3 separate regions of the Homo sapiens genome follow, and all the other regions are linked to region 3. Evidence: chromatin loops called from intact Hi-C (ENCODE). Cell type or tissue: heart right ventricle. All regions are shown on one strand.

Region 1 (8,000 bases), 180 kb before region 3:
TGAGTTAGAGGGTCTTTCTGTTGTCCTTGCATTCATGCTCATAGTAAACTGCCTTTTGCGTTCCTTCTTTTTCTTTTCTTTTTCTTTTTTTTTTTTTTAAGACAAGGTCTTGCTGTGTTGCCCAGGCTGGAGTGCAGTGGCACAATCACAGCTCACTGCAGCCTTGACCTTCTGGGTTTAAGCGATCCTCCTGCCTCAGCCTCCCGAGTAGCGGGGCCTACAGGTGTGGGCCACCACGCCTGGCCCATTTTTGTATTTTTTGTAGAGATGAGGTTGCACCATGTTGCCTGCCCAGGCTGGTCTCAAACTCCTGAGCTCAAGCAATCTGTCCACCTCGGCCTCCCAAAGTGTTGGGCTTACAGGCGTGAGCCACTGCACCTGGCCTGTGTTCTTTCTCTTTGGCATCTTAATACAGAAGACATCTTCCAGAATGTGGTCATGTGGGCTTCTTCCTGTATTGAATTTTCAGCTTCTTTGGAGGATGCCTACCATCTTTTCGATATGATCTCACCCCCCACCCATGGATTTTTATATGTTATATAGCAGAGGCTGGTAAGCCATTTCTTTGAAGATCCCGATAGTAAATATTTTAGGGGTTTGGACAATTTCTCTGCAACGACTCAACCTGTCGTTGCTGCAATAAAGTATCCCCCAGATAATACGTTTTGAACAGGCGTGGCTGTGTCCAATAAAACTTTATTTATGGATGCTGAATTTGAATTTCATATCTTTTTCTTGAGTTACAAAGCATTATTATTCTTTTGATTTCTTTTTAATCATCTAAATCATTTCCTTCTCTTCATGTAAAAGCTGTTCTTAGTTCATGGGTAGAGACCAAGGCAGTTCATGGACTGTGGTTTGCAGAAGGCTGCCAGTCAACCTAGATTTCAAGTTATCAACTATATTAGTCCATTTTGCTATAAAGAAACTGGGTAATTTATAAGAAAAGAGGTTTAATTGGCTCACAGTTCTGCAGGCTGTACAGGTAGCATAGCCTTCCTGGGAGGTCCCAGGAAACTCCCAATCATGGTGGAAGGCAAAGTGGGGGCAGGTACCTCACACAGTGGGAGCAGGAGCAAGAGAGAGTGAAGGGGCAGGTGCTGCCCACTTTCACTTGAGCAGATCTCCCAAGAACTCACTCAGCATCACCAGGACAGTCCCAAGAGAGGTGGTGCAAACCATTCACGAGAATTCCGCCTTCGTGATCCAGTTGCCTCCCAGCAGGCCCCACCTCCAACACTGGGGATTACAATGCAGTATGAGATTTGGGAGGACAGAGATCTGTGCTATATCACCATCGCAGACCAACTCTCCAAGCTTTGGGAAAATCTATTGACTTCCTTTTTCAAAATGTGTTTATATCTAATACTATTTTATATTATATTATTTAATATTATATAACTATATATTATTTATTATATTAACATTTTTATTTATTATATTTATAATGTATGTATACAAAATTATGTAGAAAGATATGAAAAAATGTTTATATATAATTATATAAAAATGACCAGGTGCAGTGGCTCACACCTGTAATCCCAGCACTTTGAAAGGCCGAGGTGGGCAGATCACCTGAGGTCAGGAGTTCAAGACCAGCCTGGCCAACATGGTGAAACCCTGTCTCTACTAAAATACAAAAATTAGCTGGGTGTGGTGGCATGTGCCTGTAATCCTAGCTACTTGGGAGGCTGAGGCAGGAGAATCGCTTGAGCCCGGGAGGCGAAGGATGTAGTGAGCTGAGATCGCGCTACTACACTCCAGCCTGGGCGACAGAGTGAGACTCCGTCTCCAAAAAAAAAAAAAAAAAATTATATAATGTTTATAATAATTTATATATTATATTTATAATTTGTATAAATTATCTGTGTAGAGCGAGATGAAAAATGTTATTTTCAAGGACAAAATGACGGTTGCTTGAATTCTTTGATAGGTCAAACAAAAATATTTGGAAGTAGGTAGGACAATGAAGGAGTATGAAGACAGAAAGTATGAGCAGTGGATGGAGGTGACGGAGCAGGTGCTGCCAGCTCTCATGAAGAAGAGCCTTTTGACCAAGGTGCGCTGCCCACGCCCTCATTCCCGATTGCCGCGTGAGACGATGGCGTCTGCCACATTTTCTCAAGGCTTGATTTGTTGACATTCATGAAGTTGGGTCAGTTTCCAGAATCAAAGACAAGGAAGGGCTAGGGGAGGAGGAGAAAGGAAAGAGTGGAGATGGCACGATGCCATGGCTAGGACGCGGGCTGGAAACGGGCAGCCCTACTGACTTCTTGGGCAAGTGGCTGAATACCAAGCCTCCGTTTCCCCATTTATGAAATGCGTTTTATAAATCAGATGATGTAGACAAGCAAAGGGTTGGTTGAATCATATATGAAACAGAGCTGACAGCTGGCCATCTTTAACCTGCAGAAAAATGCCATTCCACCTGATTCATCCTCTTCTTCAGCTCTGGGCCCCGCACTTGGTGAATGCTCGATAAACGAACACCTGCCGTTAGGGAGGAAAGATGCAGCCTGGCAGTTTTAGGTCTTTGGTTCCTGAAATCCTGACGTAGGGACCAAAGCAAGTGGAGAGGGCCAGGTGGGACCCCTAGGGAACAGGTGGGCTCAGATCCGACCAAAGAGGCAACTGCTCCATGTCAGATTTTCCAGTGTTTCAAGGGAAGGCAGAAGGAATTTTTAGGTGAAATTGCTCCATTTTCAAATGCCGGCAACTGAATTGATTCTTCAAAATCTCCGTTCACCAAACAAAATACATATTCCAGCCAGTTCCAGCCAGCACCCCCGTCTGGTGAAGGGCCCAGTGTTGATCTTTTTCATGTTCACTTTTGGTGTGGGTTGTGTTGATCCAACTGTCTCTTGGACTGCCCTGGCCGCGCTGATGGAATGTCTCTTCCACAGTCTTCCATCGCCACAGAGGAGCCTTCGACTTTAGAAAGGGGAGCTGTTTTTGCAATCAACTTTTCACCGGCTCTCAGAGAGATTATTAATGAAACAAAGTACTTAGAGCAGCTGGGGTTCACTGTCCCTGAATTAGCAAGAAATGTTGCTCTCCAGGAAGACAAATTCCTTAGGTAAAAAAATTCTTCTTTTAAATTAGCAGTAAGCTTTTTGTTCTTGGGACCCCTTTACGCTCTTAAAAATTATTGAGGACCCCTCCAAAAGCTTTCATTTTTGTGGATTTTATAATTATGAATTCTTACCACATTAGAAATTGAAGCTAAGGCCTGGGCGTTGTGGTGCTACCTGTAGTCTCAGCTACTTGGGAGGCTTAGGTGGGAGGATTCCTTGAACCTGGGAGATTGAGGCTGCAGTGAACCGTGATTGCTCTATCTCCAGCCTGGGAGACAGAGCGAGAGCCTGTATCCAAAAAAAAAAAAAGAAGAAAAAAAAATTGAAGCTAAGAAAAGTTTAAAATATGGGGTTGGGTGTGGTGGCTCACGCCTGTAATCCCAGTACTTTGGGAGGCCGAGGCGGGCAGATCATGAGGTCAGGAGTTCAAGACCAGCCTGGCCAGCATGGTGAAACCCCATCTCTACTAAAACTACAAAAATTAGCTGGGCATGGTGGCTCATGCCTGTAGTCTCAGCTACTTGGGAGGCTGAGGCAGGAGAATTGCCTGAACCTGGCAGGCAGAGGTTGCAGTGAGCCGAGATCGTGCCACTGCACTCCAGCCTAGGCGACAGAGCGAGACTCCATCTCAAAAAAAAAAAGAAAAGTTTAAAATAGGGATCAACAATAGTAAACCTATTTCATGTAATATAAATAACATCTTTAATGAGAAGTAACCAATATTTTCCAAAAAAGAAAGTTAATGAGAAGAGTGATGTTTTAAATTTCTGCAAATCTCTTGATCAAGGTTGGTCTTGATTGAGACCACGGTCTTTTGTAATCTCTTGACCGCAAAAGCTTTTGATGAGCTTAAAGGTGCTCTCCTCAGGTTTATGACATTCCTGTCATGTGCAGGTACACAGCTGGGATACAGCGCATGTTGGATCATTATCACATGCTCATAGGAACGTTAAACGATGCGGAGTCTGTGCTTCTCAAAGATCATTCCCAGGAACTGCTCCGAGTGTTTAGGTCGGGATATAAGAGGTTGAACTGGAACTCACTAGGTAACGTCATTCATCTATTGATTGCCTTTTAGACTTGGGATGCAAAGTAATTCTTTTAGGTTGTTTTATTTGAATTACCATTTTCATATGTTTATAGAGACAATTAACAATTTTTGAGGGTTAAGAAATACAAGTTGCGGAACTTAGAACTGATCTCCAGGCTGTCGTTGGGATGAAGATAAGAGGGGTGATATTTTCACACTCTGCAGACCCAAAGCACATTTCTCCCAAAAGAAAATCACCTTTACTTTTATTTTTTTAATTAAAAATGTAATTTGGAGGTAATTATAGATTCACATGCAGTTGTTAAGAATTACGACAGAGGGAGCCTTCGTACCCTTTAGTCATTTTCCCTAAGTAGTAACTTCTTGCAAAACTAGTTAAGATCACAACCAAGATATTGACATTGATACAGTCGAGATAGAGAGCATTTTCAACACCACAGCGAGTACTGTCAAGTCCACTTCCCTCCCATCCTTGCCCTCTCCTTAATCCCTGGCAACCATGAATCTTTATTCAATTTCTGTAATGTTGTCATTTCAGAGTGTTATATAAATGAGATAACACATAGCCCTTTTTTGATTTGGCTCTTCTTGCTCAGCCTAAGTCTTCAAAGATCTGCCCTTGTTGGATGTGTCAACAGTCTGTGGATTTTCGAAGCATACCCCACGGTATCAATGTACCATAGTTTGTTCAGCCTTTCACCTTTTGAAGGACAACTAGGTTGTTTCCGGTTTTGGCTCTTAGGAATAAAGCTGCTATAAACATTTGTGTACAGGGTTTTGTGTGACAGGAGTCTTCACTTTTTCTGGGATAAATGCCCAGGAGTGCAGTTGCTGAGTTGCACGGTAGTTGCATGTTTAGTTTAAGGTTGTTGTTGTTGTTGTTTTGAGATGGAGTTTCGCTCTTGTTGTCCAGGCTGGAGTGCAGTGGGGCAATCTCAGCTCACTGCAATCTCCACCTCCTGGGTTCAAGCGATTCTCCTGCCTCAGCCTCCCGAGTAGCTTGGATTATAGGCACCTGCCACCACTTCTGGCTCACTTTTGTATTTTTAGTAGAGATGGGGTTTTGCCATGTTGGCCAGGCTGATCTTGAACTCCTGGCCTCAAGTGATCCATCCGCCTTGGCCTTTCAAAGTGCTGGGATTACAGGCGTGAGCCACCACGTGTGGCCTTTTTTTGTTTTTGTTTTTGTTTTACTGTCATGCTGTCTTACAGGGCGGCTGTGCCATTTTACATTTCCATCATCAATATATGAGTGACTCGGTTTCTCTGCATCCTGGCCAGTTTTGCTGTCACTTTTTTTTTTTTTTTTTAATTTTGGCCATCTGATAGCTGTGTAATGATATCTCATGGTTCTGATTTGACTTCTGTAATGGCTAATGGTGTTGAGCATCTTTTCATGTGCTAATAAGCACAAATATGTCATGTGTATGGCCTCTTCAGCAACACGTCTTTTTATGTCTTTTGCCTATTTTCTAATTAGATTGTTTGTTTTCTTTACTGTTGAGTTTTGAGCATCCTTGGTATACTCTAGATACTCGTCTTTTATTGGATGTGTGGTTTGCAGCTATTTTCTCCCACTCTGTCGCTTGTCTTTTCTTTCTCGTAGGAGGGCCTCTGGTAGAGCAAAAACTGTAAATTTCAACTAAGTCCAGTGTATCAATTTTTCCTTTAATGGGTTCTACTTTTGCTGTCAAGTCGAAGAATCATAAGTTTTTTTCTCTCCTTGTGTTTTGTTTCTAAAAATGTTATAGTATGATGTTTCCCAGTATAGTCTGTGATCCACTTTGGGGTTTTTATTTTCATAAAGTGAGACCGATCGTAAGTACTTAGCCCGAGTTTACTGTTCATGTTCTTGCTGTTCGTCTAAGCTCCAGGCCAGAGGAGGCTGCGGGCAGGTGGTGCAGAGTGGAGGTTCAGGGAGCTCCAGCAGTGAGAAGACAGCTAGGCTTGATAGTCCCTTTCTCCCCATGGTGCTCCAGCCAGGACCGTGCTAACATTTGAATAGAAGAGATGCATTGCTTGGTTGATTCTGGGCTCAGGACTCCTTGTCCCAGTCCCTTAGGGTTCAAAGTGGATCTTTGCCAGCCCAAAGACCCAAGGGGTTGGAATGAGCAGGGTCTTTCCTGCAAAGGGATGCCAGTATTAACATCACAGACGTTGGTGGGGGGATGTGGAAAGACAGAGTTGGAAGCCAAATGTCTTTCTTTCTTTCTTTCTTCAAAGGTATCGGTGACTATATAACTGGTTGCAAACAGGCCATTGGGAAATTTGAGTCTCTCGTCCACCAGATTCATAAGAATGCAGATGACATTTCTTCCAGGCTGACATTAATAGAGGCCATAAATCTCTTTAAATATCCAGCCGCTAAAAGTGAGGAAGAACTCCCAGGTAGATCTGACTTCTGGGTTCTCCAGTTATGGAATTAATGAGAACATATATTGTATATACATACATGTGTATATATGTACCTATAAATATACATATGTATTTGTATGTTCCATGAATGGCATCAAACCATTTCTAATGCTCTCAGTCATTTACTTGAAAGAATCACGGGTAGCTATTACTTTTTGTCATGTTTTATATATTGCTTAGTTTAACAAATTCATGTTTATTTGTTTTTGTTTTGTTTTTTTCTGAGACGAGGGCTCACTATGTTGCCCAGGCTGGTCTTGGACTCCTGGCCTCAAGTGATCCTCCCACCTCATCTGCGAAAGCCTGTGGTACTTTGTTGATAACTTTGTAACAGTAAAGCTAGTTGTATTTTTTATGGGCTCACATTTACTTGCTAAAGAAAGATACTTTAGGCAGGGCTCGGTGGCTCACGCCTATAATCCCAGCACTTTGGGAGGCTGAGGCAGGCAGATCACAAGGTCAGGAAATCGAGACCATCCTGGCTAACACGGTGAAACCCTGTCTCTACTAAAAATACAAAAAATTAGCTGGGCGTGGTGGTGGGCACCTGTAGTCCCAGCTACTCGGGAGGCTGAGGCAGGAGAATGGCGTGAACCTGGGAGGCGGAGCTTGCAGTGAGCCCAGATCGCACCACTGCAGCACTCCAGCCTGGGTGACAGAGTGAGACTCCGTCTCAAAAAAAAAAAAAAAGATACTTTAAGTGGTCTTAGACTAGTCAACAAGGAATTCAAGATATGTCAACAATGAATTGAAGAAAAACAAGATTGCCCAAAGGTATAAAAGCCACTAGATGTGCGTAACTGGTTGTCATTTATTTGTTGCTTAGTGTGTGTTCTGATATTGACTTATGTTCTGCTTTGGGCTGAGGTTGGAGGCTGGTTTTGGTTTTTTTAAGACACACAGCTCATGTTTGGATTGCCTTTTGAGTGCTGTCCTTCCCTGTGTTCGTGGACAGCTCTAACAGACATCTTTCTCTCCAGGCGTGAAGGAATTTTTTGAACACATTGAGCGAGAAAGGGCCAGCGACGTGGACCACATGGTCCGGTGGTATCTTGCCATTGGACCACTGCTGACCAAAGTTGAGGGCCTGGTCGTCCACACCAACACAGGCAAGGCCCCCAAGCTGGCCTCCTACTACAAATACTGGGAAAAGAAAATTTATGAGGTCCTGACAAAGCTCATCCTGAAGTAAGTTCATCTTGTTGCATGCTTTAAAATGGTGTGTGTAGATTAAAACAGTTGACAAATATGGACAGTTAGAGGGGGTGGCAAGGTAGAGAATGAAAATCAGTTGGATGGTCAGAGGCTTTCTGGCAGAAGGGCACTCACAGAATGGGGGGATGACCTTCATGATCTTGTTAGGCCCCTCAACATTCCAAAAAAGAAAGGATCCCTCTCCCCACTTCAACTGTCTGAAAGCCATCGTGAGCCTGTGTTCAGCTGGCAGCAGAGAATCGCTG
Region 2 (8,000 bases), 79 kb before region 3:
CGCCTCAGCACGCTCACAGCTTAGACAGCTTCCTTTCTGCTTTTCTGTTCCGAAGGTTCCACACTCGTGATCTTGCTACCCTTTTCTGATGCATTCATCCCCCTGCTGCCCCAGGGACAAGTAGTGCCTGGGCTGGGGACCCTTTACAGTGTCAAGGCCCGTGCACGGCTTTGCACGCTGCAAGTGCCAGTGCTGGCTTGTTAGCTGTGGAGATGGGTTCCGAGAGACCTTATCATGGGGGAGGCAGAGCCTCTGCAGCCAGCATCTGTTTGTAGAAGGCCTGCTGCATTCATCTCCCGGGGCTGCTCTAACAAAGCACCATGATCTGGGGGCTGAAAACAACAGACATTTATTTTTTTAAATTAATTAATTAATTTATTTTTTTGAGACAGAGTCTCGCTCTGTCACCTAGGCTGGAGTGCAGTGGCGCGATCTCGGCTCACTGCAACCTCTGCCTCCTGGGTTTAAGCGATTCTCCTGCCTCAGCCTCCTGAGTAGCTGGGATTACAGGTGCCCGTCACCACGCCTAGCTAATTTTTGTATTTTTAGTAGAGACGGGGTTTCGCCATGTTGGCCAGGCTGATCCCGAACTCCCAACCTTAGGTGATCTACCTGCCTCGGCCTCCCAAAGTGCTGGGATTACAGGTGTGAGCCACCATGCCTGGCCAACAACAGAAATTTATTCTCTCACAGTTCTGGAGGCCAAAGTCTGACATCAAGGTGCCAGGACCATGCTCCCTCTGAAAGCTCTAGGGGAAGCCTCTTCCAGCTTCTTGGGGTTGTTGGCAGCCCTTGGTATTCCTTAGCTTAGCTTATAAATGCACCACTCCAGCGTCTGTCTCCATTGCCACACGCCCCTCTTCCCTGTGTGTCTGCACATGGCCTTCTGATAGGGACCCCAGGCATTGGATTTAGGGCCCACCCTCACCCCGTATGACCTAATCTTAACTAATTCCATCTACAAAGACCCACTTCCAAATAAGGTCACATCCTGAGGTCCCAGTGGGCACGAATCTTGGTGGGGTGACACTGTTCAAACCACTGTGAGCCAAGCCCTGCTCTAGGTTTTGGGGTTCCGGCCCTCGGGGAGGTGCTGACATCCTAGTGAGTGAGGGCACCCAGGCAGTGAATCAGCCAGTGGTGAAATGAAACTTCCGATTGCGATTGGTGTCATGAAGCAAGTCAGCAAGGAAGGGAGAGAGAGGACGACAGAGGGGCAGGCTCCTTAGAGGGTGGCTCTGGCTGGGCCCGAGTGAGCGTAGGAAGAGGCGATGAGAGGCAGAAGGAGGAGATCGCAGGGAGCCGGTAAGCAGGAGGGGGACCCCAGCATCCTCACTGAACACCGGCGAGGCAGGGCTGGGGGCTATCAGGAGCCATGGGATTTGTCCTGGATGGAGTGGGTGGGACACAGGTGGGCCAGTTGAGGAAGGTCAGAGTCAGGGTGGCTGCCTAGTGCTGGAGGCCCCACGCATGGTGAGGTTTTCTGTCCCACCAGGATCACTGAGGCTGCCACATTGGCCAGAGCCCCTTAGATCCCCGCTAGGGCTCAAGCCAACCTTTGAGGACTGCACTCTGCTCAGAGCCGGGGCCGCGAGTGCATCTCCTCTGAGCCCAAGCTTTACTCACCCCCTGTCCTACCCTGCAGCCGAGGAGAAGAAGAAACTGGCAGAGGAAAAGGCCATGGAGATAGAGGAGCAGAACAAAGTCATTGCCATGGAGAAGGCCGAGGCCGAGACGACCCTGGCAGAGGTCATGCCCATCCTGGAGGCCGCCAAGCTGGAACTGCAGAAGCTGGACAAGTCGGACGTGACTGAGATTAGGTAATGCACCTGAGCCACCATTCTGGGCTTCCATTCCACCTCTGCAAGCCAGTAGTCTCCATGATCGTGGCAACCAGGAGCTTACAAAGGAGCCGATGCCACATGCTGCCACTGTGCCTGGCTCTCTCCATGGTGGAGACTGTTGTTGCCCTCATTTTCGGATGGGGAAAATGAGGCCCAGGGAGATGAGGTGGGCGCCCCAGGCATCCAGATCCCCCAGCTAGTAGGAAGCAGGGCCTGCTGACCTTGAACCCAGGCCAAGGGAAGGATGGAGTGGGGTAAAACAGTGCTCTTCACGGAACATGCGGGGGCAAGTGTCCGCCCTAAGCAGGGGCAGGATGCTCACCATGGGGCTGAGCCCTGCTGAAAACAGCTCTGCAGAGATGTGTGCACACCACGGCCGGACTGGCGATGCCTGAATCCATTTCCAGCCAAGGAAGCTTTCAAGGAGGGTGAGAGTAGGTCACTATTGAGGCCCCCATACATCTTGCAAATCAATCTGTAAGATGACCCTGTCCCCCACACCAGAGGGCTCATCTGCTGTCAGCGAGGGTAACGTGGTGTGGCGTGGGCTAACAAGCTTTCTCCTCGCATGGCTTGGCCTCCCCAGGGCACTGTTCCTGGGCTCTGATGGTCAGTTGAGTCTTGTGAGTAAAGCCCTGGGAGGGAACACTGTCCTGGTGCCAGCCTCCGCCCACTGCCTCTGCCCCTGTGCTGCCTGGCCCCGCACAGACCCCTCGGCGTGGGAGCCTCAGCTCTCTCCTTCCCCACTCTTCATCCAGAAGGAGATCAGTCTTCCTGGCCCCACACACGGGTCTCGCAGCCGAGAGGCTCCGTTCCTGGGTCAGTAATGGGCTTCCATTCTGGGCTCCCGCTGGAGCGGTGCATGTTCCCTGTGCTTCCTATTTCTCTGCCTCTGTGCTGCCTGTGAAGGCTGAGCAGCGCTCCTTGTCCAAGTCCGTGCCCTTGTTTTCTTATTGGTGAAACATTTGTGAATTTGAGCATGGAATTCAGCTCACTCCAGGACAGAATGACCTCCCGGTTCATTCTTGGGAGGTCACTTGGAGGTGCTGCTGTGGTCAGCAAGAAGTCATTAGTTCAGTGTTGAGGATGGTGTCAAGGAGGGTATAAGGATCGATGTATTAAAACTTCAGCACTAGGCGTTGGAAGTTTAGGCTGAGGTACCAGGACACAGTGGAAGTGCACACCCAGCGGAGGGGTAGGAGACACGGTCAGCACACACATCCTCCAGGGAAATTTCTAGCTACCGGTGATAGGATTTGGGCCACTGCTCCCAGGTCAGCAGCATAAAAACATCGTGAAAGCAGAGACTAGGAAGGATTTTTGAAGGGGATTTATTTGAAGAGAAGGAACGGTGAGTCCCTTCCATCAATCCAAGGTGGAGGAGTGGGGGGGAGCTTCCATGGGGCCAAATAGAGGGCGTGGCATGTGTCCCCTGCAGTGAGACAGGCATTGCAGACAGGTGCCCCGCTCACCCCTGAGAAAGCCTAAGTACAAAAGGAATAATTTTTACACATTCATACATGGCTCTGCCTCTTTGCTGTGTGACGTTTAGCAAGTCATCTAACCTCTCTTTGCTCCAGTTTCTTCATTTGTAAAATGTGGATAAGAATTGTCTCGGCTGCATCAGGGTCTTCATGAGGATCATATGAGCCTATATGTGAAGAACTGGGCTGGGCACATGGTCAGAGCCATGTAAGCATTAGCTGTGATTATGGCTCCAGCATCCAAAAGGTATGCTGGGAAAAGCCCACGGCCACTGTGTCCTCTATCAGCTGTGGTCACCTTCCCACACTGCAACAGGTAGTATGGGTATATCATTTCTCATATACACTTCCTGAGGATTTTCATGCATGACCAAGGCAACCAGGTACACAAGGGTCTCTTCTCTTCCTGACTTCAGGTTCTGAGGGTTTGGAGAGCAGGGGATGCCTGCAAATCCTTTTTTCCTTCTTTTATATACAAATTATAACACCCTATGCATATCTTTCTGCATCTTTTCTGCTTAGCAGTATATTTTGGAGAGCTTTTGCATGTTGATGTATGATGAACTTCCCCGATATTTTAGAACATTCCTTCACATTCCATTGTGTGGCTGTGCCGTAATTTATTTAACAAGGCCTTACTGATGAGTTTGTTAAATAAATTGATTGTGTCTCCAGTCTTTTGCCTTTACAAACAGCGTGGCAAAGAATAAATCTGACCATAGTTCATTGTGCACGTGGGCGAGTCCACCTGCAGGATACATTTCTGGAAGTGGAATTGCTGGGTCCCAGGGTGTAGGCATTTATAGTGTTCATAGCTGTTGCCTAATCCCCGCCGTGGGGATGGAACCTATTTATCCTCACCAACAATCCAAACGAGTAGTACCTGCTTTTTCCTAGACTTACCAACAGGGGGCGCGATCACATGTTGGGATTTTTGCATATTTTGTAGATGAGTGGTACTTGTGTAGTTTTAATTTGCATTTCTCTTAGTGTGAGTGAAGCTGGCCTTTTTTTTTTTTCCTATGAGAAAAGTGTGTCTAAGAGTTATGTGTATTTCCTTTTCTGTGAACTTGGTTTGCGTATCTATTGGGTCGTGGTTATTGTTGCTTTTTATTTCAAAACCATTTCCAGGGGCTTTTTATATAATGGGGAGCTCAGCTTTTTATCCATAAGGTGAGTTGCAAATCTTTTCCTGGTTTGTCATGGGCTATTTGACTTTGTTTATGAGGTTTATGTGTGTGTTTGTTTTTGCCATCTATGTTTATTTTTATGTGGCAGGTTTTAGCAATATTTTATTTTGTGGCTTTTTTTTTTGAGACAGAGTCTTGCTCAGTCACCCAGGCTGGAGTGCAGTGGCACGATCTCGGCTCACTGCAACCTCCGCCTCCCGGGTTCACGCCATTCTCCTGCCTCAGCCTCCTGAGTAGCTCCAGCCTCCTGAGTACCTCCAGACGCCCGCCACGACGCCTGGCTAATTTTTTTTTGTATTTTTAGTGGAGATGGGGTTTCACCATGTTAGCCAGGATGGTCTCGATCTCCTGACCTTGTGATCCACCCGCCTCGGCCTCCCAAAGTGCTGGGATTACAGGAGTGAGCCACTGCGCCCGGCCTTTGTGGCTTTTTTTAAATTTATTTTTTGAGACAGAGTCTCATTCTGTCACCTAGGCTGGAGTGCAGTGGCGCGATCTCGGCTCACTGCAACCCCTGCCTTCCAGGTTCAAACGATTCTCCTGCCTCAGCCTCACAAGTAGCTGGGGTTATAGACACCCACCACCATGCCCGGCTAATGTTTGTATTTTTAGTAGAGATGGGCTTTCACCATGTTGGCCAAGCTGGTCTCAAACTCCTGACCTCAGGTGATCCACCCACCTCAGCCTCCCAAAGTGTTGGGATTACAGGCATGAGCCACCGCACCCGACCTATTTTGTGGCTTTTGGATATTGTGTCCTAGTTAAAAGGCCTGATCACACTGCAAGATTGTAAAATAATTTCCCCATGATTTCTTTTGGTACTCTTATGTTTTAATTTTTTATATTTAAATCTTTTATCTATTGAGGATTTTTTTCCTGGGGTTCTGTGTGAGTTTGGATCCAATTTGAGTTTTTCCAGATGAGTAAAATCTGGCTTTTCTCAGGTCATTTGGATGTTAAGCGCAATGAGCCGGCACTTACATCTTGACAATTTTATAATCTTTTAAGTCCTTAAAAAGCGCTTCCTTCTTATCATACTCAATCCTCTTTGTAGAAATCATTAAATGTTAAGGCAGGAAGATGAAGAGTCATGAAGATTAGAAGTAGATGTTTCTCTAACTATAAAACTATAAAAGCCTCCCTTTGTTGCTGGCTCTTGAGTTTCACTTTTCTTCCTTTCATTCATTCAGTAGTCAGTGGGTGTCTGTCCCCCACCCCACCCCTGCCCTGAGCAGGCACTGGGGCCCATCAGCAGTGAGGCAGGCAGGGTCTTCACTGCGTGGCGCTGACACTCTGTTTTCCTATAGGAATCCCATGTGCATGGGGAAATTATGTAGGATTAGGTTAGGAAGGAAAGGTCCTTGCTGCTCTGACAGTGGATGTTGGGACCTGACCTAGTCATGGTCATGGAGGGCGGAGGGGGCACCTTCTCTGAGATTGCAAGGAGCTCGGCTGGAGAAAAAGCAGAGACAGCTGGTGTGTCAGGGGTAGAGTACTGGGAGGTGGGGAGTGGGGTTTATAAGGATTATTTTCCTCTAGGGAGGGTAGCATATCATTCTCCCTTTCTCATTCCTGAGTTTGTTTTGTGATAGAAGAAAGGAATCAAATTAAACAGACATCTCCCTTTCTCTTGACTTGCACCCTCCACATTTCACACACCTTGGTCATCCGGCATTGTGGAAAGTGGTATGTTCTGGATAAGTGAGATCCCAGAGCGTGGCCTGCAACCCAACAGCAGAAAACGTCACTTTGGTAGACTCAGAGGATTTGGGAACTGGAAGGTTCCAGTTCTGCGTCTCTACTTCACAGATGGGGAAACTGACGCCCTGGCTGGTTCCTAACTTGCCCAAGGGCTCAGGACCCCGCCGCAGGCCTGGGCTCCTTCTGTCTTGAATCTGAAAACATCTGCCCCATTCTTTCCCCACCTGCTTGTTCACAGAGCGGTGGCCGGGGCCTGGTTTCCATCCACCCTGAAGGGACCTTTTAAAGACACTTGACAGCCCCGCCGCTTTCCTAAGCAGCCAACACCAGCGTGATCGAGCCTTTTCCCGGGGACTCAGGGCCTTTCTTTCATCACTGGGCTTTGTGCTGAAGTGTGGGCGCCCTCCCTCCTGGCTGTTGCCCTGGCTTGTCCGTACACTATGGGGCCTTCTCTCCTCTGCTGTCTGTGTGGGAGTGTGTGAGGGTTCCGGGGTCAGGAGGGGTGGGGGATTTGCTCACTGCAGAAAGCCTCCAGGTTGCTGTCTGCTCAGGCTGTCTCCTCCCTGTCTCTCTGTCTCCTCCCTGTCTCCCTGTCTCCTCCCTGTCTCTCTGTCTCCTCCCTGTCTCTCTGTCTCCTCCCTGTCTCCCTGTCTCCTCCCTGTCTCTCTGTCTCCTCCCTGTCTCTCTGTCCCCTCCCTGTCTCCTCCCTGTCTTCCTGTCTCCTCCCTGTCTCTCTGTCTCCTCCCTGTCTCCCTGTCTCTGTTCTTGTGCATGTGTCTCCCCCTCTGTCCCTCCATCCCCCTCTTTCTTCTCTGGCTCACCCCAGCCTCCTACCAGAGCACAAATGCCTGGGCCCCTGCCTGGCCGCCCCCACACTGCATCCATGCCCTCCGGGACCTCTGTCTCCTGCTCTTCTCTCCTGCTTTTCCTTCCTCTCCTGCTTTGCCTTGTCTGTGCTGTTCTCTTCCACTTCTGTCTTTCCATGGCGTGGTCTGGGAGACTCCTGTGGCTTTCACTGACCTTGCCTGGCAGTGGGATGCCCCGGTGAGATGGGTTCGGTTCCTTCTCTGGCCTTTGTACCAGCGCTGCTGTTCTGTCTCCTGTTCCGTTGGCAGTTCTGGTTCTCCAGAGGAACAAGGGCAGTGGACATCTGCGTTCTGGAGGAGCAGAGTGATGATCTAGTCTTATCAAAGCCACAGAACACAATTACGGGGCAACATAGCCTGGAAAGAGCCCAGGATGCGGGGACCCCAGGCTTCCCAGGCGGTGTCAGCACAGCCAGTCATGCAAGCTCCCAGGACCCTGTTTGTCCATCTAGTAAATGGGGAGAGATAATGGTTGGTGGTGATGGTGATGGTGATGATGATGATGATAATGACAATAATGACGGCAGCCACCATTTAGAGTCTGAGGAATCAGCCGAGGGTGTAATTAAAACATAGGTGCTCAGGCTGCCCCCTAACCACTGATCCAGACGCTCCGGGGACGGCCTGGGTTTGTATTTTAATGCTGCCCCCGCACCATTCCAGGCGCCTGGTCTGGAACCTGAGAGGGGGACCCGGCCCTGCCCTTAGGGACGCTCCCGCCCAGGAGTGCGGTTTGTGTTGGGACCTGGCTTCTTTCGTTTGCTTGCAGCAGTAGCTCCAGGGACTGTCTTTTGGTTGAGCTCGTTTTTCTGGAGCTCTCTTTCAGGCCAGATCCTGGCCACATCCCGGGGTTGTGACCCACGTGCCTTGGTTTCTTGCCAGGTCGTTTGCTAAGCCCCCGAAGCAGGTGCAGAC
Region 3 (8,000 bases):
TTTAAATACAGAGAAAAGCTTTCTGCACAAAATATGTATATTGTAGAATTATATTTATGGGCACAGTTTGCAGAATGGTTATGATACATCCCCTATATCATATATTTAGTGGCAAATAACATTGCCATTAAAAACGTTTATGAAGAAAATATATTAAAATGCTTATGATAGTGTTAAGTGGAAGGAAATCAGGATACACAATTGTATACCTGATATGATGAAAACGCCCCAAAAAAAGTCCCAGCAGCCTTCCAGTAAAACCTATGAATGGCAAAAATATGTAGAAGAAATTAGATGGAAATCTTAAGAATTGTGGAATTCGGTAGGATGTCGGGTGATTTAAATAATCTTTTTTGTATTTGCCAAGATTACATGTACCTGTATTACATGTATGATGGAACATTTGATTTAACAAAGTATATCTGGGACATGATAGCTACATGGCAAATAGACATGAGCACTTTTTTTTTTGGTTAAAGCCAATGAATAAATTTGGAATTTACACTGAAAATGATTGGGACCCATTGAAAACTTGTGAGTAGGGTAAGAACAATCCATTTTGCATTTTAGAAGGTTACATTAGAGTAGATAATGGATTAGAGGGAAGCAAGACTGGAGGCTTTTGTAGAATTCCAGGGAAGATGATGGTGGCTTGAGTTAAGTTGAGACAATGCAGGTACACAGTGGAGAGTTTCCAGAGGTATTTGGAAGAGAGTGGCTAGACCTTTGTGATGGGGGGAAGTCAATGATATTGACTTGGGCAATTGAGGGGAGAGTGGACTCATTTACTATAGTTGGGAATTGGCTATGGTTTGAATATTTGTCCCCTCCAAAACTCATGTTGAAACTTAATCCCCAATGTGACAGTGTTGAGAGGTGGGGCCTTTCAGAGGTTTGGCTCATGAGGGCAGAGCCATTCATAGATTAATGGGTTGTCATGGGAGGGGACCTGGGGGCTTTATAAAAAGAAAAGAGATCTGAGACAGCATGTTAACATGCTCAGCCCCCTCTCATCGTGTGATGCCCTGTGCCGGCTCAGGGCTCTTTGGAGAGTCCCCACCAGCAGGAGAGCTGTCACCAGATGTGGTCCTGGGCTTTTTCAGCCTCCATAACTGTAAGAGATAAATTTCTTCATAAATTATCCAGTTTCAGGTATTCTCTTGTAAGCAATAGAAAACAGATTAAGACAGGAATATAGTAGGCTTTGGTGAGGAAGTGACTGATTCAGTTTTGGATGTACTTGAGTTTGAAGGTCTTATAGGACACATAGGTGTGTCACGAAGAGGATTTACAAAGAATAATTTTACAGTACACATGTTTTGCTGTAAGAATGACTAGATACTATACATAGCTATGGTATTAAAATCAATATTTCTACATGGTAAATTTTTCTTGCAATATAGTTGTACTTCTGTAAATTGGGGCATATCTGTCTAGATAGACTGGACCATTGATATTTTTCACATAGAATTATTTGAGACTGCATGACCTCGACTTCAGATAATACCATGATTGTCTTTGGGGTTCATTGGGTAGACTCTTGCCTCTCTGAGTGGGTGGTGGAGGTTCCTCTGGGCATTAGTGGTCCTTTTGTCAGTCATCCTGTTGTCAGAGTACACCTGACTTCTGGGAGTGATTTCTCTTCATCTTGGTAAACTGGTCCCTTCCACGTAGGGGCAGGCCAGGAAATAGGCAGAGTGGTGCCCTTTCATCCATGTGTGAGTGCCCACCTGGCTGTTAATAGTATGGCTGGAGCATGGGTACCTTGAAGGACAAGTGGAGAAAAGGTAGCGGAGAAAGTGCCTGCCAAGGTAACAGAAGTCATTAGAGAGGAAGGTAGATGTCTTCATCAGAGGTTGGGGCCCAGTCGCTGGGAAGTTGGTGGCAGTCAGTGTGGCTGTGCTCTTTGCCTTCATCTCCCAGGCTTCTCCTGCTCACTGTGTGTCTGCCCTATGCTTCTATGTGTGCCTGCCCTCCCCCTAATCTCTTCTCTCGCTTGGCAGTAAATAACACGTGACCCCAGGTGGTCACTCTGGAAGGCCATTCTGAAACTCTAACTTCTGCCAGCTCACATCACAGACCCAGTCTTTCCACTTCCCACTTCCCAATTCCAAATTCTCTAGAAGGACAATCTGATTGGCTTAGCTTGGGTTCCACGCTCACCGTATCGGTTTTACTGTTGCAGCGCTTACAGGAGCAGATTCATTTAGTGTGAGCCTGGTGGACTGGCTAGAAGGGAGTGCAGACGAGGACACTCAGGAGAGACGTCCTGGAAGTTAGAAAGTTTCAAGAATGGACAGGAGCAGTAGTTTCAAACGGCCTAGAGATGTAATAAAGGGATCAGGAGTGAATCTTAGATTTAGCAAATTGAAGTCTTTCAGCCCAGGTTGAAAGTTGTGTCTACTGGGCATGGTGGCTCATGCCTGTAATCCCAGCACTTTGAGGGGCCAAGGCAGGCAGATGGCTTGAGGCTGGGAGTTTGAGACCAGCCTGGGCAACATGGCAAAACCCCGTCTCTACCAAAAATACAAAAATTAGCCAGGCATGGTGGCACACACCTGTGGTTCCAGCTACTTAAGAGGCTGAGGTGGGAGCATCACTGGAAGGCAGGGCTGTAGTGAGCCATGATCACGCCACTGTACTCCAGCCTGGGTGACAGAGCGAGACCCTGTCTCAAAAAAATAAAAAAAGAAAGCAAGCAAGTTGTGCTACAGCTAATCCATGTGGGAGAGTCACAAGGTGGAACCAATGGCTATGATTACTCATTTGTAAGACACTGAAAGAAGAGAATTTTTAAAATACAATTTAATTTTGAAGATGTAGCAGAAGCATTCAAAATGTAATTTTAAAAATATAATTCGTATTGCTTTTTAACGCTAAAACATTTCTACACCTTTATTCTGATTCTGAAATACACAGTGTCTCTTGTGTCACTTGATACATTATAAGAAATTCAGTAAAGCTATTCTAGAACTCATTTATTTTTCATACCCCTGAAAGTTCATAAAATAATCATAGGTTATTTCCATATCTTATTTTGCAGTGTGTTCTATGATATTGTGACAGAGCTTGTGAGGAAGCCTTTATAGCCAGAGCAGACCCCTGTCCCAAAGATGATGAACTCTGCCACTTAGGTTAACAATACAACAGTTCATAGAAATAATTGGAACCATTTTTCTTCTGCAGAGTAAATCCTGTATGTCCCTCTGGCTTTCAAAATATCACTTTTGGATGTGTAGTTCAAATATGTTTAGGATTGAGCCTGATGGGGGTTTAAGAATATTTCATTGATTCAAAGTACTCGGTGTTGGCTAGAAAACATGTCAAGTTTCTCAGTTAACCGATGTTCAATAAATTACTTTTAATACTATAACTTTACATTGTGATAGGACTAGGACCTTGTGGTAAGCCTCCAGACTCACAGTTAGAATCAGAGAACCTGCACAAAGCGGGTTGCATGCATTTTCATGATGCTTGGCAACTAGAGGTAGTAACCCATTGTGACATTGATTTCAAGTCCTAACTCCTTAGTGTGAAGAGCCGAGGTTTCTGAGCAGGTGTTTGAGTGCCCTCTGGAGGCCTTGTGAACAGTTGAAATGTGGACTCCTAGCAAAGCTTTCTTTCACAGCCAGAGTTGAGAACCAGTGGGCGAGATGGTTGAAACTGGTGTGGATGTTAGGAGCAGAGGAGAGGGGAGATGGAACTCATGGGAATGAACTAGTGTTTACAAGAGCTTGCCCGGCCAACTGATAATACTGGGTTTATGCAGTGAGTGTAGAACACAGAGGCCGTAGGGTCACAGAAGGAGCCAAGGGAGTGTGGCCAGTAATGTCCAGTGGGATAAAGAACAAAAAGTGCCCTTGGATTGGCCAAGAGAAGGCCGACAATGAGAGAGGAACCTCGGTGGTGTGGTGTTGGATTGAGGCATGAGTGGGAAGTGAAGCAATAGAAATCTGGAAAAATCAGTCTTTAAGAGGTCTGGATGGGGAAATGGAGGGTGGGGCCAGGGAGACAGGGTAGCTAGAGAAGGCCTGGGATTAAATGCTGTTTTTCCTTAAGGTTGGGGGAGACTTCTGCATTGTGTTTAAATGCTGAAGGGAAGAAACAAGCACAGAAAGAAAACAGTTGAAAGGGGTGTGGGGGCCGGGGAGGAGGAGAGAGTTGGTTTCAAAGTTCTTTGCCTGGGAGATCTGTTGAGGGAAGAAGTTGCCTTTTATAGGGACTTTGAGTTTGTCAAAGTAGTGATTTTCAGTTTATCGTGGGATGATGGGGAAATAATTCTAGTAGGCAGTTGGAGATACAGGTAAGAAGAAAAGACTGTGTTAAGAAACTGTGGCATCATCATCATGGAAATGGTCATCATTCCAGCCAAGCAGGTAGTTGAGCTAAAAAATGGAGACAGGACATACTGTATGGAGGACTCCTATATTTAGGCATAGGCATGTGAGATGGCAGACACAATCAGCAAGGCCAGAGGAAAAGTGAGAATGTGCAGGGAACTGGGAGCCGAGGAGACCGTAGACTAGGATTCAGGGTGAGGCAGGAGGAACGGCCCCAAGATTTGACTCTGAGAGCAGTTTTGTAGTGGGGGTGGGGGTACAGAATGGTGTGTGGGAGGTGCACACAGAAGGTATTATAGATGCTGTGGAGGAGCTCAGTAGTGAAAGTGAGAAGAGTGAATTGGTCTTAGTCGGGGGATGGCTCCAGAGAACACATGTCACTTATCTGTGCATATGAAATTAGAGCTGTAATCAACAATGACTCTAGAAAGGATTATTTTTGCTTTTTTGTTTTTAACACCATCATCTCAGAATATAAGATCTAAGTTTCATGTAACTTTTGTGCCACTTCCTACTCTTCTCAGATTGAGAATCTGACCAGAAGGAAGAAAATGTCTAGGTCTATTCATGACATTTGAGGGAGTTCTTGCAGGAGAGAGTAAATGTGACTGATTTTTGATTTACTATTCTGACACACGTCAAATGTTAAATCCTTTAAATCTATGAGACCATTTGCTATCATAAATGACATTTTAAAAAACTTCTTGGTAAAACTAATAGTATGGCTAATAGAAGTTATTTGGCTTCACTTATTTAAAATATTTCGTTAAGAAAAGATAACAGATTCCTAATATCAGAAGTGGTAAAATAACTGTGTTTAAATCTGGGAGGTGGGATTTGACCTCTCACTTTAGACTGAGTGCCCAGTTTGAGCGGCCAGGCGTACAGTTTAAGCATACACTTATCCAAGGGGTGGAATGGCAGGTTCCAGCTTAGGCCCAAACACGTCCGCTGCTGTGGGACTGGTGCGAAGATCTGTGAAGGCCTTAAGCCATTAAACTTTTGGAGGCCTTTACTATGTCATATCAAACATTAAATCACCCATGTCCCACATAAAATTAGCTTGTACAAAACCATATGAGTTAAGCTTTGATTGGCTATAGACATTTAACATTTATTAACTTTAATTTTGCAATTTTCTTTTCATGTTTTGCATCCAGTAATGTTTTTTTTCAGATCTGAAACATTTACATAGGTCTTCGAGATGCTCATGAGCCTTAGGGACTGTGCCTATATACCTAGAGATAAGACATCCCAGTTCTGCTGGGAAGTGGACATTGGGTATGTCTAGGCATGTCTGGCGGGGGGCTGGAGGGGGTGGGCTTGCCCAGAATCTGTTTGTTTGTGGCACTGAGGCACCTCCTGGGAAAACTTCATCTTAAGGGGGAGTTGAAGGAAGTGTTTTAGTTAGGGATTTTTTGTTGCAAAGAACAGAGTTTCATTCAGACCACTTTCTGTACAAGGGGCTATATTGGAGGATGCATGTGGATCAGACCCATGAGGAACTCAGGCTGTCCAGAGACAAGCCACAGTCTTCCCATGGACAGTGAGGTCTCTCACGGCATCACTCATTTCTTTGTGTCTTTCTCCTCTTGCTGCCATCTGGCTTGTTTTTCCCTCCTCTGTATGTCTTTTCTAACCTTTTAGCTCCTCCTTGCTTATAGATTCTACTTCCTCATGAGTTTGGTTTGCTGTGATTTGATGACCTCCGCAGTCATTTTGCGGATCATAACCTCTCAGCTTCATCTCTCACAGCTGATAACCTCATTCTCTCAGTATTGCTTAGATTCCTGAGAGAGAGGGAATCTGATTTTGTTTTGCTTTTATTGTTGTTCCAAGCCACATCATATGTCAGAGTTAAGCTCTTGGGTCAGATGTCTGCACTTGGTCTCAGAAGTGGTCATGTGGCCGATGGCTGCCTGGGCCTACCCTTAAAGCTGAAGCAGTTCCCATTAGTAGGATTTGTAGGCTAGCAGGCACCATGATTGGCATGTATAGTTCAGTAAGGGAGGAAAAAACCTGGCCCAATATCAAGACCACTTGAAATTCCTCCAAATGTATTCCTGCCCTTTAAAATATTATCCTGCTAACAGCTTTCATTCTAAGTTGAACCTTTATTCCCACAGAGAAACTAAAATAGCTAAATGTGTTGAAAGCATTTTCACTTTTCCATTTTCTTCCTGTTTTATTCAGTCTCTGACAGTGCAGGGCCACTCAGCATAGTCTACAGGACTCTATTTCTAATGTTAGTGATTTCTGCTGAAAATGATATAGCAACTTCAGATAGCTATTAGCAAGATGGATCATTCTAACCACATGCCTTTCACATAATCCTTTCCCCCAAAGCTCTGGGGAGCTGTAGAGGCATACTGTAATCCAGCACTGTCCCCAGATTGACAACAGCTAGAAAAACATGTAAATGTCCCATCCACATGTAGATACGGCAGCAGTGTGAACCTAAGTTCCTTAATATATCATAACTCCCAGGGGAAAGTGAAGTTCCCCAAACTTAAAGCTAGATCTTGAGATCTATACCTAAACTTCTCTGAACAATTATAGAATATAGCAGAGGCGGGGAGGTAGTAGATGGAATAAATAAAATAATGATAATGATAGCTTTGTTGAGCCCTTGAAATTTGCCAGGCAGTGTTTTAAGTACTTCTCATGGATTAATTGATTTAATCCTTAAATTACCTTATCAGATCAGCTGCCTTTATTATCTCCATTAACTCATTCTTAACCTCCTAGGTGAAGGTTACACAGCAGGTATGCAGTAGGGCCAGGACATGAACTCACCCAGTCTGACTCCAGTTTGTGCTTCTTCAGTACCCTGAGAGACTGGAAAATCCGTGAAAAAACACTATTGATTGTTTATTCCCTGGCATTTTAGCCAGTCTGAGTCAGTTATCTTATACCTATGAACCTTAAACTCATTTTGGATCTGGTTCCCATCACGAGGCTAATTGTGATAATGGGATACCTATATCTTGGAGGGAAGTTGTGCAGAGTGCCTGGATTTTCCTTTCTGTGGTTTCTCAGATTTGCTCATCCCTTCTTTGGACCTCCATGCCTTGAATCCCATATATTTATATAAATCCCAGATGTAAATAGGTCTGTCCTATCTTCTGAGCTGGGACCCCACGTTTATAGTAGCTAGTTCATGAAAACATTTTGTGATCCTAAATTCTCTATAAATAAACCCATTTTTCTCTTTGCATTTCTCCCATCCAGCAGGATCCTAAGGCCTTTGTAGTCCTTCAGCCACTGTGGGCCCTGCCTCTGCCTGTTCTTCTGGAATGTCTTGGGGGTTTTGATCCTGTCACTGTGGTAAGTTTTCCCCTTGTTTCACCATTTGTCCTAGATGGAGAATCCCCCTTGAGTATTTTAAGCCAAAGCTGTCTCTAGAATTTTTTCTGAGCATGTGCCCTTTGGGCTCAGTGAGGAAGCAGCTCTCCGTGCACGCTCTTCCTGACCTCTCGCCTTTATCTGGCATTGGATTCCCCAGATCTTGGACCACCTTCCTTACTCTAAAGATGTCAGAAACATTTTTGTCCAACTCTTTTTGTTCCCTGGGATCTTCATTTTCTTCTTTCCATGTGAACCATTGGTTATTAAAACTTTGTTTCAGTTGTCCCATTTTCTTCTGCCATCTTGGAGGCC

The links. Hi-C counts contacts between places; a loop is a spot of excess contacts. Peaks named below come from ENCODE experiments on the same cell type or tissue, not always from the same donor. Only the 100,000 strongest peaks of a DNase experiment are listed, where the experiment ranks them.
Region 1: a loop joins it to region 3, with 2.2 times the contacts of the local background. A loop is called at or near these places in 29 of 110 quality-filtered maps.
Region 2: it touches region 3 in a loop (14-fold over the local background); 89 of 110 quality-filtered maps call a loop at or near these places.

Annotation. Positions count from the first base shown.
Region 1 is chr12:123,797,313-123,805,312 of GRCh38, forward strand. DNAH10 (dynein axonemal heavy chain 10) reads left to right here. Exons shown (of 79, transcript NM_001372106.1): 14 at 1,934-2,059; 15 at 2,904-3,076; 16 at 3,969-4,120; 17 at 6,349-6,513; 18 at 7,521-7,728. Among named protein-coding and RNA genes, the nearest start is that of DNAH10, 39 kb to the left of the region's middle. In heart right ventricle, CTCF peaks have their summits at 4,443 and 4,646; no DNase peak of the experiment used is centred here; H3K27me3 peaks cover 1,297 bases.
Region 2 is chr12:123,901,294-123,909,293 of GRCh38, forward strand. It overlaps DNAH10 (dynein axonemal heavy chain 10), which reads left to right. Exons shown (of 79, transcript NM_001372106.1): 57 at 1,646-1,820; 58 at 7,968-8,000. Among named protein-coding and RNA genes, the nearest start is that of DNAH10OS, 30 kb to the right of the region's middle. RefSeq lists an enhancer at 6,549-6,843. In heart right ventricle, a CTCF peak has its summit at 4,240 (motif pointing right); a DNase peak (open chromatin) is centred at 4,189; H3K27ac peaks cover 1,077 bases; H3K27me3 peaks cover 1,558 bases.
Region 3 is chr12:123,980,472-123,988,471 of GRCh38, forward strand. The region is part of intron 2 of ZNF664-RFLNA (ZNF664-RFLNA readthrough); the gene reads left to right. ZNF664 (zinc finger protein 664) reads left to right here. Exons shown (of 5, transcript NM_152437.3): 3 at 7,572-7,667. Among named protein-coding and RNA genes, the nearest start is that of ZNF664-RFLNA, 11 kb to the left of the region's middle. RefSeq lists a silencer at 3,542-3,601 and an enhancer at 3,792-3,861. In heart right ventricle, a CTCF peak has its summit at 3,572 (motif pointing left); a DNase peak (open chromatin) is centred at 3,585; H3K27ac peaks cover 3,646 bases.